Linked DNA regions of Homo sapiens: region 1 is linked to region 2. A link is a loop called in an ENCODE intact Hi-C map of the cell type or tissue named here. Cell type or tissue: Calu3. All regions are shown on one strand. Each heading gives the region's core, and the rest is flanking DNA. Links, peaks and the distances in the headings are about the cores only. Region 1 overlaps SLC28A1 (solute carrier family 28 member 1). Region 2 holds the start of LOC124903545 (a long non-coding RNA gene).

Region 1 (16,442 bases), core at 3,691-8,690, 190 kb after region 2:
CTGTCTCACCTAGTTAGTGACTTTACCTGGCATGAGCTTCTCTCACCCAACATCTTGGAGTACTTGGACCACCTTAAACTGCTGCTGTATTAATTAACTGTCATTAAATGATGCTGCCGTAACAGTCTCGGAATCTTAGTGTCTTACGACCATCAAGATTTATCTCTCAGCCAGGCAAAGTGGCTCATACCTGTAATCCCAGCACTTTGGGAAGCCAAGGCAGTAGGATCATTTAAGGCCAGGAGTTCAAGACCAGCCTGGTCAACATAGCAAGACCTCGTCTCTACAAAAAATAAAATAAAATAAAATATTAGCCAGGTGTGACGGCACATACATGTAGTCCCAGCTGCTTGGGAGACTGAGGTAGGAAGATCCCTTGAGCCCAGGAGGTTGAGGCTACAGTGAGCCATGATTATATCACTGTACCCCAGCTTGGGCAACAGAGTGATACCCTGTCTCTAAAAAAAAAAAAAAAAATTCTCTCTCACTCACAGAATGAGTCACCTGAGGTTGCTGCGGCTCTATTCCATGCATTTCTTTATCCTGAAATCCAGGCTGAAAAGAGAAGCCCCTTTCTGAGTCACGCTGTTCTCAAAAGAGGCAGGCTGCTTGGATGGTTCAGAGCACGGCCTTGCATTCAGATAAGGCTAGGCAAAAATGCCTGCATTATCAGAGTTAATGCTTACAACACCCCTACGAGTTCGGAGGTGATATTCTCATTTTACAGATGAGAAACCTGAAATTATCTTGCCCGAGGACACACAGGGATGTGAAGAAGTGGAGCCGGAACTCAACCATGTATGTGTCTGGCTCTAAAGCCCAGGCTTTCCCTCACCCTGCTATTCTGTCCCTGCAAAGCCAATTCAGGATCAGCCAGTTAAACATGCTGAATTGAGAGCACCTGTAGTTAGCACTGTTGTCGCTCAAAACTCCACTAAAAAAAGGGGAAAGAAAGAAAAGATTTATAAAGCAATAAGGACTAAGAGAGTGAGAGCAGCAACAGGAGAGATAAGGAATGTTAACACAGTTTTGGAAGCAGAGCTGATAAAGCTGAACTGTGAAGCTCAGGAACTGGAGGCACCTATTACTGCAAAAGCGAGGGCGAAGGTGGGGCTGAAAACAGGAAGCGGAGTTGAAAGCCTAGAGCCCCAGGCCCACCTGCCCATCACCCACATCCAGGTGGCTCTTTCTTCTCTGACAGGAAACTGGAGTTTTATCCTATGGAGATATTGAATCAGAAAAGCAGGCACAGGCCAGGCACAGTGGATCATGCCTGTAATCCCAGCACTTTGGCCGGCCGAGTCAGGTGGATCGCTTGAGTACAGGGGTTCGAGGCCAGCCTGGGCAACATAGTGCAACCCTGTTTCTACTAAAAATGCAAAAATTAGCCGGGCATGGTGGCACATGCCCATAATCCAAGTTACTTGGGAGGCTGAGGCAGGAGAATCTCTTGAATTCAGCAGGGGCGGAGGTTGCAGTGAGCTGAGATTGCGCCACTGTACTCCAGCCTGGGCGACAGAGCAAGACCTTGTCTCAAAAAAAAAAAAAAAAAAAAAAAAAAAAAAAAAAAAAAAAAAAAAGCAGGCAGGCACAGGGGAGTGGAAAATGTTCTGTATTTTAAAGAAAGATTACGGGAGAGTTTATAAACTGAATGTTCAGCACCACCTCCTCCCTCTTTGTGCCACTGTATTCCTGGAATTTTCTCTACCCTATGTGTGCCCTCTCCAGGCAGGAGACTGGAAGATTCTTCTCTGGAGAAATATCATGACCCCAGAAAATAGATTTATAGGTACTGAAATCCAAGAGTTCCCCCCATTGAAATAGATGGTCTCAGCCCAGTTATCTCACAGTAAGATACACTAGTTGATAAGCCTTATCCCTCCCCAACTCCTCAGTGTTTAAGCAACTCTTCAGGGACTCATTGTTACGTATGAACGTAAAACAAAGGATCACCATAGATTTGAGGACAGAATCTAATATGGAAGACAGAGATCAAAACAAACAAAACAAAAAGGAATGGAGGGTCCAGAGACAATGCACATGGACAAAGAAAAATGCCTTGAAACTATTAATATTCTCAGAGACACAGGAAATGATATTACTCACATGAAACAGGAAGGGCATATTAGAAACAAAGAAAACCCAACCATGAGGAAAGAGCTTTGGAAAGTTAAAATTATGATAGCAGGAAACAAGTTGATAGAAAAGTTGGAAGACAAGCTTAAGGACAATTTTCAGAAAGCAAACAAAATTATAAAGAAAGAACAATAAGAGAAGAGAGGTAAAAAAATTCGAAGATAAATTCGGAGGGTCTAACATTACAAAAAAAAAAGGAGTTTCAGAAAGAGAAAATAGAGAAAATGAAAGAGAGAAAATTAACAAAGAAAGGATATAAAACTTCCCTGACTGGTCATGGTGGCTCATGCCTGTAATCCCAGCACTTTGGAAGACCGAGGTGGGCAGATCACTTGAGGCCAGGAGTTTGAGACCAGCCTGGCCAACATGGCAAAACCCCATCTCTATAAAAAATACAAAAATTAGCTGGGCATGGTGGCAAAGGCCTGTAATCCCAGCTACTTGGGAGGCAGAGGTGGGAGGATCACCTAGGCCTGGGATGGTCGAGGCTGCAATGAGCTGTGATCATGCCACTGCACTCCAGCCTGGGTGACAGAGTGAGACCTCATCTCTTTTTTTTTTTTTTTTTTTTTTGAGATGAAGCCTCACTCTGTCACCCAGGCTGGAGTGCAATGGCGCAATCTCGGCTCACTGCAACCCCCACCTCCTGGGTTCAAACGATTCTCCTGCCTCAGCCTCCCGAGTAGCTAGGACTACAGGTGTGCACCACTCAACCCTGCTAATTTTTGTATTTTTAGTAGAGATGAGGTTTCACCATGTTGGCCAAGCTGGTCTTGAACTCTTGGCCTCAAGTGATCCACCCACCTTAGCCTCTCAAAGTGCTGGGATTACAGGCATGAGCCACCATGCCCAGCAAGACCCCATCTCAAAAAATAAAAATAAAATAAAAAAAATTTTGAGACCATCCTGGGCAACATAATGATATCTCATCTCTATAAAAGAAATTTTAAAATTAACCAGGTTTGGTGGTGCCTTCCTGTAGTCCCAGCTATTTGGGAGGCTGAGGTGGGAGGATGGCTTGAGTCTGAGAGACCAAAGCTTCAGTAAGCTACGGTTGCACCACTGTACTCCAGGCTGGGTAATAGAATGAGACCCTGCCTCAAACAAACAAACAAACAAACAAAAAACTGTAAGAGGAAGTGATTTCCAAACCTAGATTATATTCCCTACTAAGCTATTAACCAAGTGTGATGGTAGAATAAAGACATTTTCAGATATGCAATTTTTCACAAAATTTGATCTCTTGTGTATACTTTCTCAGGTGTTCTACCAAAATGAGGGAATAACCCAAGAAAGAGAAAGACAAGGGTTCCAAAAATAGGACATCCACCCAAGAGAGGTGTAAGCAAGTCCCAGGGTGACAGCTGAGCAGCAGCAGGCCTGAAGAGAACCAGGTGGAATAAGATAACACAGGGTTCCAGAAGGAACATCTCGGGAAAAGAGGGAATCAGATATAGGACCTTATAGAAAATAGCTCTCAGAGCTTGCGGATTTATATATATAAACAATTTTCTCTGGATATAAGACCAATATACAAAAATCAAGTATATTTCTACAATGGGCAATCCAATGACAAAATGAAGAAAACAATTCTGTTTTCTTCAGAAATTCTAAGTACTTAGGAATAAATTTAATAAATGAAGTGCAAGACTTGTACAATGAAAACTACAAAACATTGTTGAAAGAAATTAAAGAAGATCTAAGCAAACGGAGAGGCATCCCATGTTCATGGATCAGAGGACTTAATATTTTAAACTGGATGTACCCCTCAAATTGATCTACATATTCAATGCAATCTCTATCAAAATCTCAGCTGGGTTTTTTGCAGAAATTGATGAGGTGATTTTAAAATTCATATGGAAATGCAAGGGAACTAGAATAGCTTAAACAATCTTTAAAAAGAATAACAAAGATGGAAGACTCATACTTCCTGATTCCAAACCTTCCTACAAAGCTACAGTAATCAAAATAGTGTGGTAGTGGCATGAGGATAGACTACAGATAAATGGAATAGAATTAAGAGCTCAAAAATAAACCCTCATATTATGGTCAATTGATTTTTGACAACGGTGCCAAAACAATTCAATCAGAGAGAATAGTGTTGTCGGCCAGGCATGGTGGCTCATGCCTGTAATCCCAGAAATTTGGGAGGCATAGATGGGTGGATCACTTGAGGCCAGGAGTTTGAGACCAGCCTGGCCAATGTGGCAAAATGCTGTCTTTACTAAAAATACAAAAATTAGCTGGGCGTGGTGGCGTTCGCCTGTACTCCCAGCCACTCAGGAGGCTGAGGCACAAGAATCGCTTGAACCCAGGAGGCAGAGGTTGCAGTGAGTGGAGACTGCGCCACTGCACTCCAGTCTGGGCAACAGAGTGAGACTCTGTCTCAAAAAACAAAACAAAACAAAACAAACAAACAAAAAACTACGTGCAAAAGAATGGAGTTGGGGAATGACTTCTCGGGTGATGACAATATTCTTAAATAGATTCTGGTGATGGGCTGTACAACTAAATATACTAAAAACCATTGAATTTTACACTATAGGGTAATTTTATAGTATATCATTATATGTCAATAAAGTTGTTTAAAAATTAAAAATAATTTTCTTAACAAATTTGGGAAGAAATAATGACAGTTAAAAAGAAATCTAAGCAACAAAAACAAAAAAACAAGGTATATGGATTTGAAAATGCATAAATTTTTCACATTTTAACATTTCTGATATGGAGATGCATCCTACAAACAATGGAGTGTCACAGTTTAGTTGGGAGTGTTCTTTCTTAGTGGTACATAAAAAATGGCACATCTTACTGTCTTAAATTAGAAGAATTATGGTGATATGTTCAGAAGGAACAAGATGTGCAAGAGGCCAGGTGCAGTAGCTCACGTCTGTAATCCCAGCACTTTGGGAGGCCATGGCAGGAAAATTGCTTGAGCTCAGAAGTTTGAAATCAGCCTTAGCAACACAGGAAGACCTTATCTCTATTAAAAAAAAAAAAAAAAAAGTAAAAATTAGTCAGGTGTGGTGGTGTGCGCCTGTAGTCCCAGCTACTCAGGAGGCTGAGGTGGGAGGATCTCTTGAGCCTGGGAGGTTGAGGCTGCAGTGAGCCATGATTGTGCCACTGCACTCCAGCCTGGGTGACAAAGTGAGACCCTGTCGAAAGAAAAAGGAAAGAGAAACAAAGAAAGAAAGAAAGAAAGAAGGAAAGAAAGAAAGAAAGAAAGAAAGGAAGGAAGGAAGAGAAAGAAGGAAGGAAGGAAGGAAGGGAGAGAGAAAAATGCGCAAGATAGGAAATGTAATGATAATATGCTCCATGGCTCACCAATGCACAAGTCTTATAGCCATAATCAGACAGAAACACATTAATGGAATACAGCTTTTTCTGAAAGTTGTATATTACCATGTTGGGAGGAGAAAGGGAGGACAAATGGAATATGGGGTGGTATGAAAGAGTTAATGCTTCATCTTCTGTAATGGGGAGTAAAAAGGCACTATCTAAAATCACTAATTTGAGAAAATAGCAGTATGGATGCATTACTTAGAAATATGGATGTAAGTAACAGAAATGACTGAAAGAGTTTGAAGGGGAGAAGTCAGGGATGGGGAGGGAATTACCGAAATGTTTTCCTGTTATTGTTGCTGATATAACTATGGTACCATTTGACTTTAAAAATCAAGTATCTGTTGTACTTTGATTTGAATGGAAGGGAAAAAGGAAATGTGGAGAGGGAAGGAGGAAGTTGGGGGTTCGCTGTGGATCCTATCCCTTGATCAGGAAGGCTGGGGTCAATGCCCCTACCTCAGGTCCAATGGGAGGGAAAATTGAGCCGCACCTAGGGGGCTGCATTACACAGAGAGTGACTCCTCCTGTCCACAACCCTGATAGGAGTGCAGTGGGATGGTAGAGCCTGCCAGGAGAATATGTTTTCAGATTCTATCCTCCTTCAGAGGCACCGACCTCCCCCACAAAAGGGAGAGGCTCCCAGCAGCAGCCAAAACGAAGCCCTCCTGGGGCTCTGTGCTCTGCAGCCTCGCAGCCAGGGATCCCAGCTGGGGTGGGGTCAGCCACAGTCCCGCTGAACCAAAGAAACCCAGTCTTCCACTGCTCCGTGAGGAACTGCTGTGGAGGCAGCCACCAATGCATCCACCCCACCTGGTGGAAGAAGGGAGACTGCAGCGCGAGTGTTCCAAGAGCTTCTGTATTGGGAAAAATCATGACTTTGCTACTTTACTGATGCAAAGCGTTCCTCAGTTTCATCTTCTTGTATTCCAGATGCTTCACGGTCAGACATCTTTGATTGCTGTTCTGAGGCTCTTCCAGTTATCTGTTGCTATGGAATAAACATCCCAAACCCGTTGCATAAAACCACTACCATCCATTATGCTCTCGGATTCACTGTCTCAGGAATTTAGATGGGCACCAAAGGGGATGGCTTGTCTCAGTTCCATGATGTCTGAGGCCTCAGTGGGGAAGATTCGAATGGCTGTGGGCTGGAACCACCCAGAGGCTTTTTCGCTCGTGTCTGGCACTTGGGCTATGATGACTTGCAGGCTGGGCTCAGCTGGGACAGTTGACCTGGTGCCTACATGTTACTCCTCCAGATGACTTGGGTTCCTCACAGCGTGGCAGCCACAGAGCAGGGAGAACTCTTTCTTTGTGGTGGGTCAGAGTGCTAAGAGTGAGTGTCCCAGCGAACAAGACCAAAACTGCCTGGGCTTTCATGACCCAGCCTCAGAAGTCACATGGCATCATTCCTACCATGCCGTCTTTCTCAAAGCAGTCACAAGCCTGCCCAGATTAACAGGGAGAGGACATAGATCTGACTGCTTCATGGGAGGAGTGTTAGAAAATTTGCAGCCATGTCATAAAAATACCACAATGACTCAGTATTATTAATTAAAATAAAAATAATGTAAAGTATTTTACACATATCATATACCTGTTTACTAGGCAGATCAATGAGGAAGCCAACGTGCTACAATGGTTAAGTATCTGGCATTAAAACCAAACAGAACTGGGTTCAAAACCTGGCTCAGCCGCTGAACTGTGTGCCCTTGAGCAAACCACTTCACTTCTCCACGTCTCAGTTGCCTTGTTGGTAAAATGGGGATAATAATATCTACCTCACATAGTTTGTTTGTTTTTAAGGATTACACGGACAGCATATGCAAATAACTTGTCTCACAATAAGCATTCAGAAAACGTTAGTCCCTTTTTCCCTAAATTATTTCAAGCGCTACATTTCCATTATTTCTATTATCTCAGATTTTTGAAGATATGCTATCATTTGAAATCTTTATAGATAAATGGAAAGAATGGTTGCTTTCATCAGGAAACAACACCCCCGATCTCGTGGGAAACTGCTCCTCCTTCCCTTTCTGTTCAAATAGGAGCTGCCAGCTTCTACCTCCCTGGTCACAGTGATTGCTTCAGGGGTGGGCAGAAGAGCCAGGCCACACTGATCACCCTATCCCATTTTCTAGGCCTCAACAATGGGTCTGGAGGAGGGCACACGTCCCTGACAGATCAATCACATTCTTGGAGGTTTGCTTTCTTTGCCACAACTAGCTATCAGGAAAACAAGCTAATATATGAACCCATGATTTTCTGATGGCCATGGTCCAGTCTTATGGAGAAATCCAATTCAGTAGAAGGAGGTCACAGTGCAGGAAGACACAAACACAACAAAAGCAGGAACTCAGCGGTAGGCAGAGCCCTAGAGTCATGAAGTCCCCAGGCCCAGCTGCCTGCAGCTACACCCTCATCCCTCCTGGTGCCCATACATTCCTCTTCTCCTAAGCTATTTGATTTGTTGTCTGTCATTTGCAACCAAAAGAATCCTAAGTAATATACCCCTCTGATTTATACATTTTTTACAAATGAGGTAAATCATTCATAAACTCCAGTACTTTCACTATTATATTTTTCTACTTTTCTTATTTATTTTTGAAACTGCATCTTGCTCTGTCACCCAGGCTGGAGTGCAGTGGTGTGATCACAGCTCACTGTAGCCTCACATTCCTGAGCTCAAGCAATCCTCCTGTCTCAGACTCCTAGGACTGCAGGTGCTTGTCACCATGCTGGGCTAATTTTTAAATTTTTAGTGGAGACAAGGTCTCGCTATCTTGCCCAGGCCGGTCTTGAACTCATGGGCTCAAAGCAATCTTCCAGCCTCAGTCTCCCAAAGTGCTGGGATTACAGGTGTGAGCCACCTGGCTCAGGCTTTCCACTGTTATAAAGGAATCAATTAATTACAGTGACACACCTCTAAGTGATAAAACCCACCAGCTGTTGAGAGCTCTTGACATGAACTTCCTGAGACTCCTAACAGTTTAAGTCATTGAAGATGATTCACCGAGTTACGGAACTTTTCAGAAGGAGGCCCTGTCTTTTCCATACCAGCCATTAGACTTTCTCACCTCTGGGTTCTGGGCCTACCTGGAGGACCCTGGTCCCAGACTGCAGCATCGGGCCACACTCTGGCTCAGAGCAGCTGACACTGAAATAATGACATGCCCCAGATCCAAAAAGGATTAGAGATTAGAAATATCTGCCCTCTGGGCACTGCCCAAGAAAAGATCCCTTGAAAGCTGTATGCTTTGATGGAGCTTATTTGTCTTCTAATTGATGCGATGGCATTGAAAAGAATAGTTTGGTAATATAAACAATGGACTCCTCTAAAAGTAGAAAAGAATCTTATTGAGGAAGGAAGTTTCAAGGGATAAAAGCAATCTTTTGTTTATAAAGTGAATTTTCTATCTTTAAATAACTTTTCTTTATACTTTATTATTAAAAATTTTTTTTATTTTTTGAGACGGGGTCTCACTCTGTTCTCCAGGCTGGAGTGCAGTGGCACGATCACAGCTCACTGCAGCCTCGACCTCCCAGGAGTGGCTGGGACTACAGACGTGCACCACGACACCTGGCTAATTTTTTTGTATTTTTTTGTAGAGACTTGGTTTCACCATGTTGCCCAGGCTGGTCTCAAACTCCCGGGCTCAAGCGATTCTCCTGCCTCGGCCTCCCAAAGTGCTGGGATTACAGGCGTAAGCCACCGTGCCCGGCGACTTTTCTGTTTTCTTGGAAAAAGAAAAACAGAAGTTTTGCTGGGATAAAAATGTGTCCTTTGTCAGTTGGGGCTGAGTGGAGGAAGTAACCTGCGTGGTGGCATCTCCAGCCTGGTCAGGCTCACTCATGGTCCGTCACTGAAGCACATGGAGTCATTGGATGCAAGGAATTTACTGACGTGTAGGAGAGTGTGTAGCAGCATTTCGTGTGTCCATCTGGTTGGCAGTCTTGATCTGTGGGTTACTGCCTTCTTACTTGTAGATGAGAAATGAGTCCCACCTTGGAAAGATAGGAAAGATGTCTGTATAGAGAGCAGATAGCCACACAGCCTGTGTGAGGATGAGAAAACTGCTCCAAGCAGTCCTTGTGGGATCATCTCTTCCTTGTTCTTTTTTGCTCTCAACATAATTTGCAGTGTTTGGCAGGTGGGAGGGGAGCAGGATGGGGACCTGAGAAGCCTGTCCTTCTTCTAGCTCCTGTTCTAGTTCCTTGCTGTTCTTCAAGGGGAGGGAACACGGATCTTAGTGGGTAGACTGGGCCACACTTACCAGTGGATCAGGTCACTGTGTGTTGAAAGGTTATACACAGCACATGGACCTCTGCCGACTCCTGCTTCTGTAAGCCTGAGGCTGGAAACTGCTGTGAGCCTCCCTTGCCTCGCCTTGCCTTCTGTCTCTGGTGTTTTCCCATCATGAAGCTAAATTGGAAAACTTTGCAGTTTGGCCATCTGGCTCTCTTTCCACTTCCCCTCGGATATGTATCAGGAGTCTCTCTTTTTTCTCTGAAGTCTTGGTGGCCAGTGGGAGGTATGTTTCAGATTTAGACTTTGTCAGAAGGAGCGGGCCCATTTAGGACTCCAGGTGAATGTACCAGCCCCATGTTACCAGAGAACCAGGAGTGCCAGGCAGGGATGATGGGCACTTTGTTAATAATAGCTTGTTCCCATTTGTTCATCAGGATCCCCGCAGGAAAGAGGCAAATCTGCTCCTTCTTGCCACCTATCTTATTCTTCCTGTCTACTAGCAGGCTCATATAAGAGATCCCAAATAATAACATAAAGGAGATAGAAACTTATTCCCCTCTCACATAAAGTTTGTGCTGTCGTGGCAGTCTTGCTCTGCAAAGACATCAGGACCCCAGACTCCTTCTTTTTTTTTTTTTTAATTATTTTTTTTTAAGACAGGGTCTCGCTCTGTCACCTGAGCTGGAGTGCAGTGGGTCATGGCTCACTGTAGCCTCCACCTCCCAGGCTCAAGCCTGTCTCAGCCTCCCAAGCAGCTGGGACTACAGGTGCCCACCACCATTCCCAGCTAATTTTTCTCGAAGGGGTTTCACCATTTTGCCCAGGCTGGTCTCAAACTCCAGGGCTCAAGAGATCTGCCCACCTTGGCCTTCCAAAGTGCTGGGACTACAGAGGCGAGCCACGGCCTCAGGCTCCCTTCAACTTGAAGCTGCTCCATCTCTCGGGTGTTGCCTTTGTCTTCATGGTCCAAGCTTGCTCACCTTCCCATCTGCATTCCAACTAGCATGGAGCAAAAATGTGAAATATACCAAGAACGTGTGGGATGCCCCCATTTATCTAAGGCAGGGGTCAGCAACCACAGCCTGCAGGTTGGCCTCCTGTTTTTGTAAACAGGCTTTATCGGAACACAGCCACTCTGTTTGTCTATGGCTGCTTTCAACTACAAGTGCAGAGTTGAGTAGTCGTAACACGGCAATATGGCCCACGAAAGCTGAAATATTTACTATCTGACCCTTAAGAAAAAGTCAACAGAACCCTCTTCCAAGGGCATGATGGGAGGCTGCCTACTGGACTTCTGCTCACACCCCACTGGCCAGACCATGGCCACCCCTAACCCAGGAAGGTTGAGAAATGTAGTCCTTTTTCTTTTTCTTTTAAGACAGAGTCACTCTTGTCACCCAGGCTGGAGTGCAGTGGTGCTATCAGCTTACTGCAGTCTCAATCTCCCAGGCTCAAGTGATCCTCCCACCTCAACCTCGTGAGTATCTAGGACTGCTTGCACACACCGTCATGCCCAGCTAATTTTTTATTTTTTATGGAGACAGGGTCTCACTATGTTGCACAGGCTGATCTTGAACTCTTCCCACCTCAGCCTCCCAAAGTGTTGGGATTACAGGCCTGAGCTACCGCGCCTAGCTGAGAAATGTAGTTTTTATTGTAAGTGGCCACATGCCCAGCTGGATTGTCAGTTTTTACTAAAAAAAAAAAAAAAAAAAAAAAGGAGACTGGCGACTGGAGGACAGCCAGCTGTCTTTCTACACGGGTCAAGTGTTCTTCAGCCTGATGTTGGTGCCTGATATTTTAAAATTTTGAGTTTATGAATGAGATCCTTGCTATTCACTCATAGCCACGTTGATTTCTTTTGTTGCCTCTGCCTTTCCTTCCTCATTAGGATATTTTGCCCAGCAGAGACAGGGTTCAATCCAAGCGCTGCCTTTCCTTGCAGAGTCTCTTTCCTAAATGGCTTTATTCTCAAGTGTGGGACAATCGCCTGGCTGTGCTGCCTCCCCATCCCTGCCAGTGACAAAGTCTCTGTTGGCAAATTGTCCCCATTCCACCATTCCATATCTTTGTCAGAACTTCATCCAAAGCTGCAGTTTCTCTCACTCAGGAAATGGAAAGCAACCTCCAGGCAAGGTAGGAACTTGTTGCACTCCTTGGTGGTGGGCAATTAGGATACCCCTGTAGATAAGTCCTTCCCACCCCATTCCTGCTGTGTCCTAGAGATAGTGCCTTTATGATCCAGGCCAGGACTTTCTCTCATTCTCTCCTAAATGACAACTGCTCTTCAAATTATACCCTCAACATGCAAGCCCTCGGATTTGAGGATTTCTGAAGCAGGCATGTAGCTTCTTAACACCCTTCCTAAGGCTGGGCACAGTGGCTCAAACCTGTAATCCAAGCACTTTGGGAGGCAGAGATGGGTGAATCACTTGAGGCCAGGAGTTCACGACCAGCCTGGGCAACATAGAGAGAGTCCCCGCCATCTCTAAAAAAAAAAAAAAAAAAAAAAATTAGCCGGGCATGGTGGCACACACCTGTAGTCTCAGCTACTTGGGAGGCTGAGGTGGGAGGCTGAGGTGGGAGGACCCCTTGAGCACAGGAGGTCCAGGCTGCAGCAAGCCAGGATTTTTGCACTACTGCACAGCAGCCCAGGCAACAGAGGCCCCATCTCAAACAAAACAAACAACAAAGCAAAACACCCTTCCTAATAAGTCTGCCTCTTTCAAATATCCTCCTAAGACCATATCCAATCTTTAGTCTCATCACAGCATCTTGGTTCCACCCATGAGATCATATTTACCATGCTGTGTTCTGGCTTCATCTTCGACTTGCTCTTGACTCATGCACTGTCTGCACACAAATTCAGAACAGCTTCGAATCAGGTCTGGAGCAAATTTTGAAACCCTGCTATGTGTTATGTGAGGAACAGCTGAAAGAACTAAGGGTGCCTGGCTCAGAGAAGGGAAGCCTGGATGGGCATCATCTTCAAATACTTGATGGATTGTCATGTGGAAAAGGGATTAAACCATTTCTATAAGTTTTAAGATTTGACTTTTTAAAACTAATGGGCAAGTATTACTTTGGTAAGTAGGAAAAAGGACAACAAAGATATACATATGAGATGAGACCCATTCAGAGTGGCCCAGAATGGCAAAACTGGGATGGATCAAAGCAAAACACTTTTTGATGCAAAATCAAAAAAGAACCTTCTCAGAAGTGGAGCTCTCCAATGTGGAGTAGCAATGAGAGGCGTGAGGTTATTATCTTGATGAGGTTTAAGCAAATGATGAATGACTGCTTGATTTCAAGCAGAATCGGGGGTTAACAAAGTGACTATCCTAGGCAATGTCCTTCTCATTACAAAGAGGAACCTTCTCAATTAGTTTAGGTTAGAGGGGATTTCTGGAAAGAATTTGGCTGTCATGGAATCCAAGGAAAAGCAGAACAACTGGGCTGCAGTAAGGGAGGGAATGAGGTCAGCTCCAAGCCATAGCCCCACCGTGGTGACTCAGCTCCCAGCTCTGTTTCTGGGTTTTATAATTCATATTCCTTCCCAAGAATCCAAAAGGCCATTGGCAAGAGTACAGATTTGGCCTGCCCTGAGTCAGGCATTCAATCCTGGTTCAATAGCAAATCACTCATGGGAATGGAGTCTCATGACTCAAACATAAAAACATGTTGACAGAGGCCATCCATACAGTGGGTATAAACATTCTCAGAAAAGCTGGATGGGGAGGTAGACACCCTCAAAATGATGTTTAAGGTCCTGTCCAACCTCAGGGCTCACTAATCCCAAGTCAAAAGTAATTTCAAGCAGATGATATTCTTCATGTGGTTGCAAAGAGGTCAGGACTAATTAACATTCAGCTGAAGGCATGAGCTTGAATTAAATTGAGGGGGCAGCAGAGGTGAGGGCAGGGCCATGGGAAGAAAGGGGCAGAAGGGGGGTCAATGTAGCCCATTAGTCAACTCACAGACCTTGGCATGTTGCCTATTGGGACATGCATTGTCTAGGACAGAGTTACCCATGGGCTGAATTACAAGTTATACAGCATCTGTGTCCACGCAGTTTTTTTTTCCCCATGCCATTTAAAAAATAAACTATTAAATTTTAGAATAGTTTAGACTTACAAAATGTTGCACCAATACTACCGAGCTCCCATATATCCCACACCCATTTTCCCCTCTTGTTAATAGCTTACACTACTATTTGCTATGGTCTGAATGTTCATGTCTCCTCAAAGTTCATATGCTGAAATCCTAGCCCCCAAGGTGAAGGTATTAGGAGGGGGGGTCTTTGGGAGGTGATAAGGTCATGAGAGTAAAGCCCACATGAATGGGATTAGTGTCCTTATGCAAGAGGCCCCAGGGATCTCATTAGCCTCTTCTGCCATGTGAGGACACAGGGAGAAGGTGCCACCTATGAGAAACTGGCTCTCACCAGGCACAGCATCTTCTAGCACCTTGATTTTGGACTTCCCAGCCTCAAGAGCTGTGAGAAATACATTTCTGTTGTTTATAAGCTATCCCATTTATGGTATTTTGTTATCAGCCAAAACTGACTAAGACAGAAGGGTACAGTGTGAGCCCTATATTCAAGTGGCCTGCAGTCTTCTAGGGAAGGCCACTGGCCACAGAATGAGCGTGCAGGGAGTCCAGAGAAGGGGGTCAAGGGCAGTCCTTGGGCTGTTCCATGACCCAGCTAGTGGAGCTGAGGCCAACATATGGGCAGGGAAGGGGCGGAGGGCCAATCCTGGGAGAGGACTGTGTTGTCCATATCAACAGGGCACCCTGCCCACAGCCCAAGGGCAGCTGGAGCAGGTAGCAAGGACTGAGGGAGGGCTGCAGAGAGAAGGCAAGAGCCTAGCTGGAGCTACAGGAGTCAGGCCAAGCCTCCACTCTGTGGAGCTAAGGGAAGGACACAGGCCCTGAGGATGGGGACCCAGGTCAGCCTGTGGGGCTCACAAGGAGCAAGGCTGCTGCCCACTGGAACCAAAGTCTGTGGCAGAACAGAAACAGGACCTGGCTCACTGGGGCTGAGCTGAATAACTGCTGGCCAGGGCTCCACCCTCCCACTGCCCTAGGTCAGGGTCAGCCCCAGCTAGGAAAGAAGTTGGACCTGGCAGGTAGGGGTGAGGGTGTAGGGCCCCAGCAGCCACAAGGGCAGGGTGCATCGCAGGTCCTGGAAGCCAAAGCTGCTGGGGAAAATGAGAACTGAGATGGGAGCAGGGCAGGCGGCAGGGAGATGGAGAGGGCATGCTGGTGATAGGAACTCCAGAAATGAAGGCAGGGGAGGGACATCGGGCCTCACCTAGTGGCACAGAGGGCTTGGGGTGGGGAGGAAAGGCAGCGAGGGAGGTGAGGGCGGGCCACCCATCAGGGTTCCCTGAACACCAGCAGCCCAACAGAGAGGCCCCACATCGCAGTTTGTGTTATGACCTGAAAATACAGAAGATGCATGAGGAGGGGCTCCCCTCAGATGGGCTCGGGGCACCCCTATACCACCCAGAACTAGGTGGCCTGGCTCAAATCCTGCCTCTGCCTCTTCCCAGCTCTGTCCCTTTAGGCACATAACTTAACCTGTCCGCGACTCCGATTCCTCAACTAGTGACAATAATAACACCTACTGCATGAAGTTGTTGTAAGGATTGAGTTAAAATATATAAAGCGCTGAGAACAGTGCCTGGCACACAGTGCCACATAAGCATTTGCTAACATTACAGTTGCCTAGAGTAAAGCAGTTTGAACATTAGCCAATATTTCCCAAGTTGTATTCCACAAAATCTTCAACTGAGACACTTCCATCAAAAAGGTTCTTATGGGCCAGATACAGTGACTTATGCTTATAATCCCAACACATTGGGAAGCCAAGGTGGGCAGACTACTTGAGTCCAGGAGTCTGAGACTAGCCTGGGCAACATAGCAAGACCTCATCTCTACCAAAAAAAAAAAAAAAAAAAAAATATATATATATATATATATATATATATGAACATACACACACATATATATATATGTATGTATATATATGTGTGTATTTATATATAAATTAGCTGGACATGGTGGTACATGCCTATGATCCTAGCTACTTAGGAGGCTGAGGTGGGAGGATCACTTGAGCCTGAGAGGTTGACGCTGCAGTGAGCCATGATCACCTCACTGTACTCTAGCCTGGGTGACAGAGTGAAAAGGTTTTTATGGTCAAGTAAATGTGGAAAAAACCACCAAGCTCTGACAAGTTCACAGTTAAAAAAACAAAAAAATAAACAAACAAAAGTCTAAACAGCCCTCTCTAAGTTTATTTAACCCAGTGGTTCCAAACCTAGTCCATCATGGAACCCTCTGAACGCCTCCCAGGACAGTGTGCCATGGGACCTCAGTTTGGGAAGCACTCTGAGGAAAGGCGGGAAGGGTTTCTCTGAAAGCAGAGAAAGAGGTGACACCACCCAGCAGGGGAAGCCACAGAGAGATCCTAGTGCCTAGGAAGTGGGGAGGGGAGGAGGCTTTGGTGTGCAGCCCACAACAGAAGGGAAGGGGCATGTGAGGGACCCCAGGAGAGGGGGGATAGAGAGGACCAGGGTGCTGTTTGGATGTGGAGGGGAAACGGGAGGAGGCAGAAGTGACCCTGAGAATTCACACTGGGGGAGTTAGGAAATGGGGGAGCAGGAAGGGGGATGGAGTGGGACATGTCCTTCCTTATGTCCTCACT
Region 2 (16,442 bases), core at 10,418-15,417:
CTGACCAATATGGTGAAACCCTGTCTCTATTAAAAATACAACAATTAGCAAGGTGTGGTGGTGTGCCTGGAATCCCAGCTACTCGGGAGGCTGCAGAAGAGTTGCTGGAACTCGGGAAGCAGGGGTTGCAGTGAGCTGAGATCATGTCACTGCACTTCAGCCTGGGCAACAGAGCAAGACTCCACCTCAAACAAACAAACAAACAAACAAAAAACCTTAGAACAAACTGCAAAAGTAATCAAATGGATTAAAGTTTGGGGAAAGCCAGAAAAGCACAAGGTAGGAAATAAATCACCTGTAATCCCAGCCTCCAGAGAGAACCACTGAAAATGCCTGAGGGTATTTCCTTCCACTTCTTTTCCTAATCACACATTGCTTCCCCTTCCACACTTCAGAAGCAATATGTGATTAGGAAAAAAAGTGGAAGGAAATATGTGTTCGACGTGTTTTCACTGAATAACACAGTCTTGACGTTTCTCCATTTCACTGATTGGTTTTTCTAAATCATTATTTTTAGTGGCTGCAAAAAGCACCCCTTTTGGAAATCATCTTGAATTTTTCTTCTTAACCATACTGAGTCTTTCTTCACCTATTGTTGGGTATTGTGGTTGTTTCCAATTTCTCAACCTGATTCAGCACTGCTGTGAGCAGCACGCATAAATCTGTGCTGTCATCCCCACCCTGCTGTTTGTCATTTGAATTACTGTTGGGCTCCAACTGATGTCACACCTCCTTCCCCTCCCAAGCAAGCCCTAGCCTGGAACAGATTTTTTTCTTTTACGATAGGTGAAATCAGCAGGTTTTTCTTATATGAACTTTGGGTTTTATGTCATGCCTTTTCTACTCTGAGATGATAAAAATATTTTCTTCATGGTTTCTTCTCATATTTTTATGTTTAATCTTTCACTTTTAAAGCATTGGCACATTAAGAATTTATTTCTGGCCAGGCATGGTGGCTCACTTCTGTAATCCCAGCACTTTGGGAGACTGAGGCAGGCGGATCACTTGAGCCCAGCAGTTGGAGACCAACCTGAGCAACATGGTGAAACCCTGTCTCTATAAAATACAAAAAAATGAGCCAGGTGTGGTGGTATGCACCTGTAATCTCAACTACTTGGGAAGCTGAGATGGGAGGATGGCTTGAGCCCCAGGTCAAGGCTGCAGTGAGCTGTGATTGCACCACTGCACTCCAGCCTGGGCGACAGAGCAAGACCCTGCCTCAAAAAAAAAAATTTACTTCCTAGACACCTACCCAGTCATCCCAACACCATTTATTGAGTAATCCATCTTTTTTTCAGTGATGTGAAATATCACTGAATATCAGTATGTTGATCACATACTGATTTCCTGTGTGTTTTGATTTATTTCTGGGCTCTGTTCAGTTTCACTTTTTCATCTAAAAAAGTCAGTGCCTCACAGTTTTAATCATGGCAGCTTTATATTTTCATATCTTAGGGCCAGTCCTTTCTTTTTACCCTTTGTATTAGTTCATTCTCACACCGCTACAAAGAACTACATGAGACTGGGTAATTTATAAAAAAAAGAGGTTTAATTGACTCACAGTTCTGCAGGCTTAACAGGAAGCATGAGTGGGAGGCCTCAGGAAACTTATAATCATGGTGGAAGGTGAAGGGGAAGCAAGCACATCTTACCATAGCGGAGCAGGGGAGAGACAGTGAAGGGAGAAATGCCACACGCTTTTCCACCATCAGATCTTGTGACAGCCACTATCACGAGAACAGCGAGGGAGAAATCCACCCCATGATCCAATCACTTCCCACCAGGTCCTTCCCCGGACACATGGGATTTTAATCCAACATGAGATTTGGGTGGGGACACACAGCCAAACCATATCACTCTTTACTTCCAGAATTTTCTTAGCTCTTCTTCTCTGAACTGTTTCAACTCACACTTCTTGGTGTGGGTTTTTTTTCCTCACATCAACCAATTTTCCAACTCTTTGGATACCAACTGGATATCCCAAATTCTATTCAGTTCTGACGCTATTTGGAGTGCAGACTCTTAAATGAAGGGTTCAGTTCTACAAGACTGTCTCCACTTCAGGTGCCAATTGCAAGTTTGAGTCTCCCATACTTTTTTTTTTTTTTTTTTTTTTTTTTTTTGAGATGGAGTCTCGCTCTGTTACCCAGGCTGAAGTGCAGTAGAGCAATCTCAGCTCACTGCAGTCTCCGCCTCCCGGGTTTAAGTGATTCTCCTGCCTCAGCCTCCTGAGTAGCTGGGATTACAGGCACCTGCCACCACACCCAGCTAATTTTTGTATTTTTAGTAGAGAGGGAGTTTCACCATGTTGGCCAGGATGCTCTCAATCTCTTGACCTAGTGACCTGCCCGCCTCAGCCTCCCAAAGTGCTGGGATTATAGGCGTGAGCCACCGTGCCCACCTGGGTCTCCTATATTTCTGAATGACTGGAATAAAGTCAGAGGCTTCCCACAACCCCCTCCTCAGATTCGATAATTTGCTAGAATAGCTCACAAAACTCACGAAAACACTTTACTTACCATTACCAGTTTATTATGAAGGATACACCTCTGGAATAGTCAAATGGAAGAGATGCACAGGACAAGGCATGAGGTGGGTGTGGAGCCTCCATGCCCTCTCCAGGAACCCACCCTCCCAGTACCTTGATGTGTTTATCAGTCCAGAAGCTCTTCCAACCCTGTTTTTTAAGAGTTTTATGGAGGACTCCTTACCTAGGCGTGATTGATTAAATAATTGGCCACTGGTAATTAACTCAAACTCCAGCTCTTCTCCCAGTCCTGGAGGTCAGGGGTAGGGCTGAAAGTTCTACCCCTCTAATCATGGCTTGATATTTCTGGCAAGCAGCCTCATCCTGAAACTATCTAAGGCTCTCTCCTCATGAGGGGCTGACTCATTAGAACAAAAGATGCTCCTATCACCCAGGAAATTGCAAGTATTTAGGAGCTCTGTGTTAGCAACTGGGGACAAAGACCAAATATACATTTCTTACTGCATCACACCATCACGTAGTATATGAACTTTAGAATCACTTGACTAAATTTTTTTCTTCGATTGGGATTCATGCTAAATTCATGGAGCAATTTAGGTAAAAAGTGACGTTTTTACAGAATTAATTCACCCCCAAAATAAGGTATACCTTTACATTTATTTATACCTTTTTTTTTTTTTTTTTTTTTTTTTTGAGACGGAGTCTCGCTCTGTCGCCCAGGCTGGAGTGCAGTGGCGCGATCTCGGCTCATTGCAAGCTCCGCCTCCCGAGTTCACGCCATTCTCCTGCCTCAGCCTCTTGAGTAGCTGGGACTACAGGCGCCCACCACCAAGCCCGGCTAGTTTTGTTTTTGTATTTTTAGTAGAGACGGGGTTTCACCGTGTTAGCCAGGATGGTCTCGATCTCCTGACCTTGTGATCTGCCCGCCTTGGCCTCCCAAAGTGCTGGGATTGCAGGCGTGAGCCACCGCGCCCGGCTGTTTACATCTTTAAGTTCCTCAGGAGCACTGTTCAAAATTCAAAAGGAACAAATGAGCATATGGGAAAAGTTTCCCCGCTGTTGTAGGGAACAGGGACTATGTTTCCTAGTCACTGTTTCCTTCCCACAGGCAATCTGTGTTACTGGTTTCTTGTGCATACATTCCATGATTTTAAGCTAATTTAGCACTTAAACAAATGCTTGCCTATGTGTATCTTATTTTGCATTATGCTTATGCTTTTTCACTTATAAATATATCTTGGTAATTTTTTTCATATCTACACGAGTTTCCTCATTTTGTAAAAATGATACATGGCTTGTGGGTTTTTAAAAATAGTTGATTTTGGAGGCCAGGTGCAGTGACTCATGCCTGTAATCCCAGCACTTGTGGGAGGCCAAGGCAGGTGGATCATGAGGTCGGGAGTTCGAGACCAGCCTGGCCAACATAGTGAAACCCCATCTCTACTAAAAGTACAAAAATTAGCTGGGCATGGTGGCGGGTGCCTGTAGTCCCAGCTATTCAGGAGGCTGAGGCAGGAGAATCACTTGAACCTGCGAGGTGGAGGTTGCATTGAGCCAAGATCACGCCATTGCACTCCAGCCTGAGTGACAGAGTGAGACTCCATCTCAAAAACAAACAAACAAACAAAACTTGATTTTTAAGGGCAGTTTTTAGGTTTACAACAAAATTGAGAAGAAGCTTTTCAAAAGTTTTTGAACTATGGGTGTTCCCCATACCCTCTGCCGTCCCCCATTAGCAACTCCCCCAGCAGAGTGGCACATTGGTTACAGCTGATGAACCTACATTGACACATCGTTATCACCCAGAGCCCCTAGTTTACATTAGGATTCACTCTGCTGTTGTACATTCTGTGGGTATGGACGAATGTATAATGACATGCATCTACCATTATAGAGTATTTTCACTGCCCTAAAAATCTGCTGTGCTTTGCTTCTGTGTCCCCTTACCCCATGGCAACTACTAAGCTGTTTACTGTCTCTACACTTTTGCCTTTTCCAGGCTGTCAATAGTTGGAATCGTACAGTATGTAGCCCTTTCAGATCGGCTTCATTCACTTAGTAATATGCATTAAAGGTTCCTCTGTGTCTCTTCATTCCTTGATAGCTCAATTCTTTTTAGTGCTGAATAAAATTCCATTGTCTGGATGCATCACAGTTTATCCATTCACTAACTGAAGGATATCTTGGTTGTTTCCAAGCTTGAGCAATTATGAATAAGGCCATTGTAAACATTCATGTGAAGGATTTTATGTGAACATAAAATTTCAGCTCCTTTGGGTATATACCAAGGACATGATTATTGGATCATTTGGTAAGATTGCATTTAGTTTTGTGAAAAACTACCAAACTGTCTTCCAATGCGGCTGTATCATTTTTGCCTTCCCACCAGCAATGAATGAGACGTCCTGTTGCTTCACATCCTCATCAGCATTTGGTGTTGTCTGTGTTCTCGAGTCTGGCCATTCTAACAGGTGTGTAGTGGTATCTCACTGTTGTTTTAGCTTGTGCTTCCCCGATGACATATGGTGTGGTGCATCTTTTTATATCCTTATTTGCCATCTGTAGATCTTCTCTGGTGAAGTCTTTGTGAAGATCTTTGACCCATTTTAATATCAGATTGTTTTCTTATTGCTGAGTTTTAAGAGTGCTTTGTATATTTTGGATCTTTATGTGCATTTTGCAAATATTTTGTCCCAGTCTGTGGCTTTTCTTCTCATCCTCTTCACATTCTCTTACAGAGCAGGTTTTTAACTTTAATGGAATCCAGCTGATCAGTTATTTCCGTCACAGAATGTGCCTTTGTTGTGGTATCTAAAAAGTTTTCAGTATACCCATGCTCACCTAGGTTTTCTCTTATGCTGTCTTCTAGGAGTTTTACATTTTATATTTGGGCCTATGAGCCAATTTGAGTTAATCTGTGTGAAGGTTGTAAGGTCTGTGTCTAGATTCTTTTTTTTTTTTTTTTTGTATGTGGATGTTCAATTCTAGCACAATTTAGTAAAAAAAAACAAAAACAAAAACACAAAACTGTCTTTGTTTCATTGTGTTGCTTTGCTCCCTTGTCAAATATCAGTTGACTATATTTATGTGGGGTCCATTATTTCTGGCACTCTATTTTGTTCCATTGATCTATTTATTCTTTCGCCCTACTGCATCTTTTTGAATACTGTGGCTTTATAGTAAGTCTTGAAGTCAGGTAGTATCAGTCTTCCAACTTTGTTCTTCTCCCTTAGTATCCTGTTGGCTATTCTGGGTCTTTTGCCTCTCCAGTAAACTGTAAAATCAGTTTGTTAAGATCCACAAAATAGCTTGCTGGGATTTTGATTGTGGTTACATTGAATCTAGATGAAGCTGTGAAGAAATTACATCTTGGCAATATTGAGTCTTCCTATCTATGAACATGGAATAGCTCTTCATTTATTCAGCTCTTCTTTGATTTCTTTCATATAAGATTTGTAGTTTCCCTTATAAAGATCTTGTATATATTTTGTTAGATTTATATATAAGTATTTCATTTTGAGGTGGGGGGGCTAACATAAATACTATTGTGTTTTTAATTTCAAATTCTACTTATTGTTGGTATAGGAAAGTGACTGACTTTTGTTTTTTAACATTGTACTCTGTAACCTTGCCATAATGGCTTATTCCAGGTTTTTTTATTCTTTTGGATTTTCTACATAGGTAATCATGTCATCTGCGAACACAGTTTTATTTCTTCCTTCTTATTCAGTATATCCTTTCTCTGCACTGGACTGCAGTCCAGTGTTGAAAAGGAATGGTGACAGGGACCTCCTTGCATTGCTCCTGTTGTTAGCAGGAAAGCTTCTAGTTTCTCACTATTCAGTATGATAACTGTGGTTTTTCATACTTGGGATAAATCCTATCTGGTTGTGAAGTGTAATTCTTTTTACACATTGCTGGATTCTATTTGCTAATATTTTGTTGAGGATTTTTGTATCTAGGTTCATGAAAGATATTGGTCTGTCATTTGCTTGCCATGTCTTTGTCTGGTATGTGTATGAGTCTGGCCCCATATAATGAGTTATAAAGTATCCCTTCTGCTTTGATCTTCTGAACCAGATTGTAAAATAAGGGTATAATTTCTTCCTTATATGTCTAACAGAATTCACAAGTGAACCCATTTGAGCCTGGCATTTTCTGTTTTGAAAAGTTATTAATTATTGATTTCTTTAATAGATATAGGCTTATTCAGATTGATTGTTTCTTGTGAGTTTTGGCAGATTGTGTCTTTCAAAGAATTGGTCCTTTTCTTTCTTTCTTTTTTTTGACACTGAGTCTCACTCTGCTGCCCAGGCTGGAGTGCAGTGGCATGATCTCGGCTCACTGCAACCTCCGCCTCCCAGATTCAAGCGATTCTCCTGCCTCAGCCTCCTGAGTAGCTGGGATTGTAGGTGCCTGCCACCACACCTGGCTAATTTTTATATTTTTAGTAGAGACAGGGTTTTACCATGTTGGCCAGGCTGGTCTTGAACTCCTGACCTCAAGTGATCCACCTGCCTCGGCCTCCCAAAGTGTTGGGATTACAGGCATGAGCCACCATGCCCGGCCGAATTGGTCCTTTTCATCTAGGTTATCAAATTTGTGGGTGTGGAGTTATTCATAGTATTCCTTTATCTTTTTAATGTCTATGAGATCTGTAGTGATATCCTCTCTTTTGTTTCTGATATTAGTAATTTGTGTCTTCTTTTATTCTCAGTAAACCTGGCTAAAGCCTTATCAATTTTGTGGTCTTCTCCAAGAACCAGCTTTTGGTTTCATTGACTTTATTTCCTGTTTTTAATATCATTGATTTCTGGTCTAATTTTTTACTATTTCTTCTGTTTATTTTGGATTTCATTTGTTCTTTTTCCAGTTTCCTAAGGTAGAAGCTTAGATAATTAATTGTATACTGTATTCTTTTCTAATACACACATTAAATGCTATAAACTTCCCTCTAAACACTGCTTTCACTGTATGCCACAAATTTTGGTAAGTTGTGTTTTAATTTTCATTTAGTTTAAAATATTTGAAAATTTCTTGAGGTTTCTTCTTTGGCCCATGTGTTAATTATGTGTGTTTTTTTGTTTTTGTTTTTGACACAGGGTCTCACTCTGTTGCCCAGGCTGGAATGCAGTGGTGCCATCATGACCGACTGCAGCCTTGACTTCCCAGGCTCAAGAGTTCCTCTCACCTCAGCCCCCTGAGTAGCTGGGACTACAGATGCATGCCATCATGCCTGGCTAATTTTTGTATTTTTTGCTGAGACAGGGTCCCACTGTGTTTCTCAGGCTAGTCTTGAACTCCTGGTCTCAGGTGATCCTCCTGCCTCGGCCTCCCAAAGTGCTGGGATTATAGATGTGAGCCATGGTGCCCGGCCCTAGAAGTATGTTCATTAATCTCCACATATTTTGAATATTTCCAATTGTCTTTCTGTTATTGATTACAGGTTAATTCCATTGTCTTCTGAGAGAAGATACTGTCTGATTTTTATTTTTAATTAATTAATTAGGAAACAGGGTTTTGCTCTGTTACCCAAGCTGGTGTGCAGTGGTGCAATCGTGGCTTCTTACAGTCTCGAACTCCTGGGCTCATGTGATTCTACTACCTCAGCCTCCCAAGTAGCTGGGACCACAGGTGTGTACCTCCACACCCAGTCATTTTTAGAATTTTTTGTAGAGACAGGGTCTCACCATGTTGCTCAAGCTGGTCTTGAACTCCTGGGCTCAAGTTGACCCTCCTACCTTGGCTTCCCAAAGTGCTGGTATTACAGGAATGAGCAACTGCACCTGGCCTAATTTGTTTTTTTTGTTTTTTGTTTTCTTTTCTTTTTTTTGAGACGGAGTCTCACTCTGTCACCCAGGCTGGAGTGCAGTGGCACCATCTCGGCTCACTGCAAGCTCTGCCTCCCGGGTTCTCACCATTCTCCTGCCTCAACCTCCCAAGTAGCTGGGATTACAGGTGCCCGCCACCACACCCAGCTAATTTTTTTGTATTTTTAGTAGGGACAGGGTTTCACCGTGTTAGCCAGGATGGTTTTGATCTCCTGACCTCGTGATCTGCCCGCCTCGGCCTCCCAAAGTGCTGGGTTTACAGGCGTGAGCCACTGCGCCTGGCCTAATTTCCTTTTTTAAATGTGTTAAAGTGTGTTTTATAACCCAGGATATGGTCTGTCTTGGTGAATGTTCCATGTGGGGTTGAGGAGAAAGGGTAATCTGCTGTTGTTGGCTGAACTAGTCTATAGATGTCAGTTATATCCAGTTGACTGATAGTGTTGTAGGATTCAACTATGTCCTTACTAAATTTTCTGCCAGCTGAATCTGTTTACTTCTGATAAAAGAGTGTTGCAATCTCCCAGTGTAATAGTGGATTAATCTTTTCTCCTTACAGTTCTATCAGTTTGGGGCTCATGTAGTTTGATATTATGTTGTTTGGTGTATACATGTTAGGGATTATTATGTCTTGGAGAAATGATCTCTTTATCATAATCTAATGACCTTCTTTATCCTTGATAACTTTCCTTGCTTTTAAGTCTCCTCTGTTTGCAATTAATGTAACTACTCCTTTCTTTTTTTTTTTTTGAGACAGAGTCTCGCTCTGTCATGAGGCTAGAGTGCTGTGGCGCGTTCTTGGCTCACTGCAACCTCTGCCTCCCAGGTTCAAGCGATTCTCCTGCCTTAGTCCCCCTGAGTAGCTGGGACTACAGGTGTGCAACACCACGCCCAGCTAATTTTTGTATTTTTAGTAGAGACAGGGTTTCACCATGTTGTCTAGGATGGTCTTGCTTTCTTTTGATTAGTGTTAGTGTGGTATATTTTCTCCATCCATTTAATCTATGTGTTTTTCATTTTTTGGGTTTTTTTTTTTTTTTTTTTTTTTTTGAGACAGAGTTTCGCTCTTGTTGCCCAGGCTGGAGTGCAATGGCATAATCTTGGTTCAACAACCTCTGCCTCCTGGGTTCAAGCGATTCTCCTGCCTCAGCCTCTCGAGTAGCTGGGATTACAGGCATGTGTCACCACACCCTGCTAATTTTGTACTTTTAGTAGAGACAGAGTTTTTCCATGTTGGTCAGGCTGGTCTCGAACTCCTGACCTCAGGTGATCCACCTGCCTCTACCTCCCAAAGTGATAGGATTACAGACCTGAGCCACCGTGCCCGGCCTGGCTTTTTTTTAAAAATGGGTGTGGCTCTCACTATGTTGCCCAGGCTGGTCTCAAACTCCTGGCCTCAAGTGATCCTCCCACCTTGGCCTCCCAAAGCCCTGGGACTACAGGCATGAGCCACCACATTTGGCCTCAAATATTTCTTCTGTTCTTTTCTTTCTGTATTTTCCCTCTGCTATTCTTATAACATGTATATTACAACTTTTTAGCTCCATAGTCCTTGGATATTTTGCTCAGTCCTATTCTCTTTAATTTTCAGTTTTGTAGGTTTCTATTTGACATGTCTTCAAGCTGAGAGATTCACTCCTAATTCATGTCCAGCCTATTAATGAGCCCATCAAAAGCACTTTTCATTCATTCGCAGTGTTTTTGCTATAAACAAAACAGTGCTTTCCTCCTCTCTTTGCTGGAAGTATGAGGGAATTTTCCTGTTATATTTACTGTGAGAACTGTGAAGCTCTTGGAGGTAAAATTCACGAAAGTGCAGGCGGGGGGCACCCCTTATAACTGGGTTCCCCAGGAGTTTTAATTCTTAGACTGTCCACATTGAGCCTCCACCAATTCTTCAATTACTGACAGGTTCTTCTACCCTGGCACTGGTTCCCATGGTGGTTTCCACTCATGAATCTCTGCTCCAGTAAGATATAATTTCCTGTATTTGCCTGCTGGTCTCTCCTATCTTAGGGGCAGCAGTTTGACTTGTATCCTCACCTTTCTTACAGATCTAGGAAGAGCTGTTGATTTTTCAGGCTGTTTAGCTTTTTACTTGTTAGAATGAAGTGGCGACTTTCAAGTTCCTTACATGCGGATCTGGAAAATAAGTCTCCTCATTCTTTTTTACAGTTGCATAGTATTCTGTTGTATGGTCATACCTGTAACTTGTTTACTTACTCTTCTTAAATGATAGACAATTTGTTTCCAGTCTTTTACTAATATAAGTAGTAAATAATAAATAATTTTGTAGACTATTATTTCCCACGTGTAAATATCTTTAGGCTAAAATCCTGGAAGTAGAATTGCCAGGTCACACTGCATGTACATTTGCAATTTGGATAGATTTGGCAAATTTGTAATTAGGTTGTACTAATTATACTCACCTGCCATGTCATTTCCACTCATTCTTCTTTTTTTTACCACCCACCCCCGCCCCCTCCCCGAGAGAGTCTTGCTCTGTCACCCAGGCTGGAGTGCAGTGGCGCCATCTCGGCTCACTGCAACCTCTGCCCCCTGGGTTTAAGCAATTCTTCTGCCTCAGTCTCTGGAGTAGCTGTGATTATAGGTGCCCGCCACCACGCCTGGCTAATTTTTATATTTTTAGTAGAGACAGGGTTTCACTATGTTGGACAGGCTGGTCTCAAACTCCTGACCTTATGATCTGCCTGCCTTGGCCTCCTAAAGTGCTGGGATTACAGGCGTGAGCCACTGCAACCGGCCCACACATTCTTATTAACATACTATATTATCAAACTTTTTATTCTTTACTCATCTTAAAGGTGAAAAATATCTCAAATTGGTTCTAATTTGCATTTGATTACTATCAGTGTAGTATAAACTTTAAGAACCTTTTGTTTTTCTACAAACTTTCTGTTCATAACATTTTTAAATTTTTTCTACCGTACTGTTCATTTTCTCATATAAAAATTTTAAAAATCAGTATTATGGAAGTAAGCTTTTATAAAATGAATTATAAACATTTCCTTGCTTTTGACATATTGTCATTTGTCACATAAAATATTTTGATTTTTATTGTTGATTTTTTAATTGTGTTTTCATATGGCTTCTGTTTTGTGTACTACTTTCTCTGCTTAAAATATGTGCCTATAGTCCCAGCTACTCAAGGAGGCTGAGGTGGGAGAACTGTTTGAGCCTGGGAGGTAGAGGCTGCAGTGAGCCTGATTGCGCCACTGCACTCCAGCCTGGGCAACAGAGACCTGTCTCAAAAGAAGAAAAAATATCCTAGCTGCCTTGGCCCTAGCTGCCTTTAAAAAATCAATGTACTTCACCACTAGACTTAATAAATATTAACATTTTTCTGTGTCTACCTTTTTTTTTTTTTTTTTTTTTTTTGAGATGGAGTCTTGCTCTGTCACCAGGCTGGAGTGCAGTGGTACGATCTCAGCTCACTGCAACCTCTGCCTCCCGGGTTCAAGCGATTCTCCCACCTCGGTCTCCCAAGTAAGTGGGATCACAGGCGCCCGCCACTATGCCCAGCTACTTTTTTTTTGTATTTTTAGTAGAGACGGGATTTCACCATATTGGCCAGGCTGGTCTTGAACTCCTGACCTCAGGTGACCCGCCTGCCTCGGCCTCCGAAAGTAGTGGGATTACAGGCATGAGCCACCATGCCCTGCTTCTGCTTTATGTATTATTTCAAAAATAGAAAATACACATAGTTCCCTCTGAATGTTTTCCCAGCACCAGACCCCTCCCCAGCCTCCATAGGTAACTGCCATTGTCAAGTTGGAGTATATACTTCTGGTCTTGATCAGAGTCCTTAATTTTGAGACTGGAGAACTCCTCTAGCTGGTTTAAGCTGAAGGGATTTATCAGTGCAAGAGCTGAAGAAATAAGACCCTTGACTGTGTTTCCTGGAAAGTCTCCTTAAGATCACACCTCAGGCTGGGCTGCCATGGTTATTGCCGTGCCTCCAGAGCCTTGTTTCTACCACAATCAGGAAGCTGTCATTATAGCTGCTGGGTCTAGAATGGCATTTCTGACATTCAAAATTGATGCCCCAATGCGGACCTTTGCTTTTTTCCATTTATGACTCAGTTCTAAATCAGAGTCTTGGACAAATGCCATCTGACAAGTGAACCTAAATTAGATATAAAAACCTTGGTGCAAAGGAGTTTGGAAGAAAGGCTTTTCACTCTCTACTTTGTGTGTTCACCAGGAAGCTAGGCAGTATTGTACAAGCCAGTTCACAGTATTTGTAAACTTCCTGAATATTTGAATTTTAATGTTCCTACTATTTATTTTTACATGAGCATTAGTGTATTGTTTTGGGTATTCAAAAAATTTACATAAACTACATCTTAGTGCAATTTTGCCTTTTCATCCAATATTATTAATTTTTCCCCGTCAACATCTGTAGCTCTGCTTCAGTCTTTTTCAGTGCTCTACAGTTTACACATTAGTTATTTGTTGCTGTGTAACAAATTGCATTAAAATGTAATGGCTTAAAACATGTGTTATCTCAGTTTCTGTGAGTCAGGATTCCAGGTGTAGCTTAGCTGGGCCCTCCGGCTCAGATTCTCTTGTAAGGCTGTAATCAAGGTGTCTCCTGGGAGAGTGGTCTCATCTAAAGACTTGACTAGGGCAGGATCTACTTCCACCTTACTCACGTGGTTGCTGGGAGGATTCAGTTCCTTGCTGGTTGTGAGCTGCAGGCTAACATTAGTTCCTTGCCATGTGTGTCTCACAAGGCAGCTCACAATATGGCAGCTTGCTTCATCAGAGTAAGCAAACAAGAATGTGGTATCACCATCTGTCATGGGTAGAACAGTGTCCCCCTGAAACCTCAAAATGTGACTTCATGTGGAAATAGGGTCCTTCCAGATGTAATTAGTTAAGGATTTTGAAGTGAAACCAGCCTGGATTTAGCATGGACCAGTGTTTTTATAAATAGAAGGGAGGACACAAGTCCCACATTAGGCAATGTGAAGATGGAGGCAGAGATTGGGACAATGCATCTGCTAGCTAAGGAACATGTCAGCAGCACAGCATGGTTTTTCTCTCTGGGCCTACAGAAGGAACCAACCCTGTGGACACCTTGACCTCCAGCCTTACAGTCCCAGGAAACATAAGACAATAAATTTACATTGATTTGAGCTACCTAGTTTGATTTGTATCTTTTGTCATATGTTACTTTTGTTTTGTTTTCTTTTTTGAGATGGAATCTTGCTCTGTCATTCAGGCTGGGGTGCAGTGGCACGATCTCAGCTCACTGCAACCTCCGCCTTCTGGGTTCAAGCGATTCTCCTGCCTCAGCCTCCTAAGTAACTGGGACTATAGGCACACGCCACCAAGCCCAGCTAATTTTTGTATTTTTAGTAGAGATGGGGTTTCACCATATGCTACTTTTTTTTACATGTAGATCTTTACAATTGATTTTGTGTATGAGTTTATACTTATTTCTGCCACTGTCTTTTCTAACTCATGCATTTTCTTTTTCCATTTGTCTTTTATTGGTTGCATTAGTTGCACTTTATTTCTTCTTTGCTTTCCTGTGATTTTTTTTTTTTTTTTTGGACACAGTTTCACTCTTGTTGCCCAGGCTGGAGAGCAATGGTGCGATCTTGGCTCACCACAACCTCTGCCTCCCAGGTTCAAGCGATTCTCCTGCCTCAGCCTCCTACGTAGCTGGGACTACAGGTACCCGTGACCACGCCTGGCTAACTTTTCTATTTTTAGTAGAGACGGGGGTTTCACCACATTGGCCAGGCTGGTCTCGAACTCCTGACCTCGTGATCTGCCCACCTCAGCCTCCCAAAGTGCTGGGATTACAGGCGTGAGCCACTGTGCCCGGACTGTTTTTTCTCAGCTTTGTATTTCTCTTTGTGCTCACTGGTCTAGTTTCACTTGTATGGATTTATTCATATTGCCTAGGATTCGCTGTGCCTTTAAATCTGCGGACTTGCGTCTATCAAATCCTGGAGGACTCTGCACTCCTCCAGATGGTGCTTCTTCCTGCTCTCCCTTCTGGATCTCCTAATTGGACATATTTTGAAGTGTTTCTTTCTGCTCTCATATTTTCTTTTCCATTTTTCTCTCTGTGCTGTATTCTAATTGAGTCCCTTCATTGTCTTCCAATTTACTAATTCCCTCTAGTTACGTCTGGTCTTCTGTGACACCTAGACATTGAAGTTTTTTGTCTGTTTCAGTGACTATAGTCATCATCTCTAGAATGTCTATTAATATGTTTTTTTGTCAAATCTATTATTTTATTTTTAAACTGTCTGTCTTGGTTTAGGTTTTTGTGTGTTTTTTTTTTTTTTTTTTTTTTTTTTTGAGACGGAGTCTTGCTCTGTCGCCCAGGCTGGAGTGCAGTGGCGCCATCTCGGCTCACTGCAAGCTCTGCCTTCCGGGTTGATGCCATTCTCCTGCCTTAGCCTCCCGAGTAGCTGGGGACTCCAGGAACCCACCATCACGCCCGGCTAATTTTTTCTATTTTTAGTAGAGATGGGGTTTCACCGTGTTGGCCAGGATGGTCTCAATCTCCTGACCTCGTGATCCGCCCACCTCGGCCTCCCAAAGTGCTGGGATTACAGGCATGAGCCACTGAGCCTGGCCTGGTTTAGTTTCTTTTTCGCTTATCTGTTTAAGCATGTTAAGCCTACTCATCTTAAAGTCTCTTTCAGATTATTTGATAATTATTACCAGCTCTTGGTGATGCAAATTCCATATATTGCACACACTGCTATCTCTGCCTCAAGATGGTCGAGTTCTTCGTGTGGTTTGTTTCCTTTTTTCTTTGCACCTGGGGAGGGGACAGAACTGTCTTCCCCGCTCAGTCCACAATTACCATCTCAGGCCAAATATCTTAACACAGGACAAAGCCTTTGTTTCCTTAAACAGAAACTCCAAAGGGCTTGCCCTGTCAGCCCTCCAGTGCCCTGACATCTCTGAATGGGCACCTCGTGCCCAGGACCCATCTCTGAGAGCCCTGTCAGTTCTCCAGTGTGCCTCTTATCTCTCAATTCCCATTCAGAGGTACCAGGCAGTGAACTAAGGTTAATTCTGAGAACTTCTCAACATACTCATCTGGCCCTGTGTGACCTTGAAAAAGTCATTTAACTACCAGTCTTTTCTGTAAAGTAAGGAATATTCTTTCTTTTCTTTATGATTTAGAGACAGGGTCTTGCTTTGCTGCCGAGGCTGGAGTATAGTGGCATGATCATAGCTCACTGCAGCACTGAACTCCTGGGCTCAGGCAGTCCTCCCACCTCAGCTCCTAAGCAGCAGAGATCACAGGTGCATGCTAAATTTTTTGTAGAGATGAGGTCTTGCTACGTTGCCCAGGCTGGTCTTGAACTCTTAGGCTCACAATGTGCTGAGATTACGGTCATAAGCCACTGTGCCTGACCTTTATTTAAAAAAAAAAATATTATAAGTATTATGAGACAAAGAACTCTCCAAAAAGATGATAAAACATGATTTCTTAAAAAGAAATGGTTTAATTTCATTTTTATCTGGGAAAAAAACCACAAATACGAGTTTAAAATGAAATGACAAATACATTGACATGTCAAGTGTCATTTTTTATGGTATTATGCTTATTCAAGGTGTGAAGATACAGAACCTCTTTATAAATTTCTGGCATCAAAGATTCCCACCGTAGATAAAAACAGGTTGGTTATAAAATGTCAATTCATTAAATATTCAATTTTTGTTCTTTGTTTTTATAAGGAATATTTTGTAGAAACAGTATAAAATAGAGTAGACTTTTGGAAATTGAATTATAAAATTTTAGAAAAAAGTGTTAAGTCCTAACTTTTCTTTGCGAACCAACAAGAGAGTCTAGTTTTACCTTGGGGAGTTACCTGTGAAGTGCATTAGGCGGCTAGAGCTGTTTCAGAGCCCTGGGTTCTATACAGTAGAAGCAGCCTTCTTTAGCACTTAGAATACGACCCCAGCTTTTTCCAGTTAGCCTCAATCAGAAAAGTTTAACATACATGAATATTTCTATAGTGCAGTAAAAGTGTCATTTTATTAATTTGCATTATGAAAATAAGTCTGTATACCAAGTAATGCATAATGAATATGAATCATGTAAATTTGGTCACGGTATTTGA

The links. Hi-C counts contacts between places; a loop is a spot of excess contacts. Peaks named below come from ENCODE experiments on the same cell type or tissue, not always from the same donor. Only the 100,000 strongest peaks of a DNase experiment are listed, where the experiment ranks them.
Region 1: it touches region 2 in a loop (2.9-fold over the local background); 3 of 110 quality-filtered maps call a loop at or near these places.

The regions. Positions count from the first base shown.
Region 1 is chr15:84,945,367-84,961,808 of GRCh38, reverse strand. SLC28A1 (solute carrier family 28 member 1) reads right to left here. Exons shown (of 19, transcript NM_004213.5): 19 at 16,011-16,442. Among named protein-coding and RNA genes, the nearest start is that of PDE8A, 28 kb to the left of the region's middle. In Calu3, for the core only: CTCF peaks have their summits at 6,054 and 6,268; a DNase peak (open chromatin) is centred at 6,268.
Region 2 is chr15:85,138,505-85,154,946 of GRCh38, reverse strand. PDE8A (phosphodiesterase 8A) reads right to left here. Exons shown (of 22, transcript NM_002605.3): 22 at 15,805-16,442. It overlaps LOC124903545 (a long non-coding RNA gene), which reads left to right and starts at 15,435. Exons shown (of 2, transcript XR_007064746.1): 1 at 15,435-15,621. RefSeq lists an enhancer at 5,078-5,247. In Calu3, for the core only: no CTCF peak of the experiment used is centred there; a DNase peak (open chromatin) is centred at 12,346.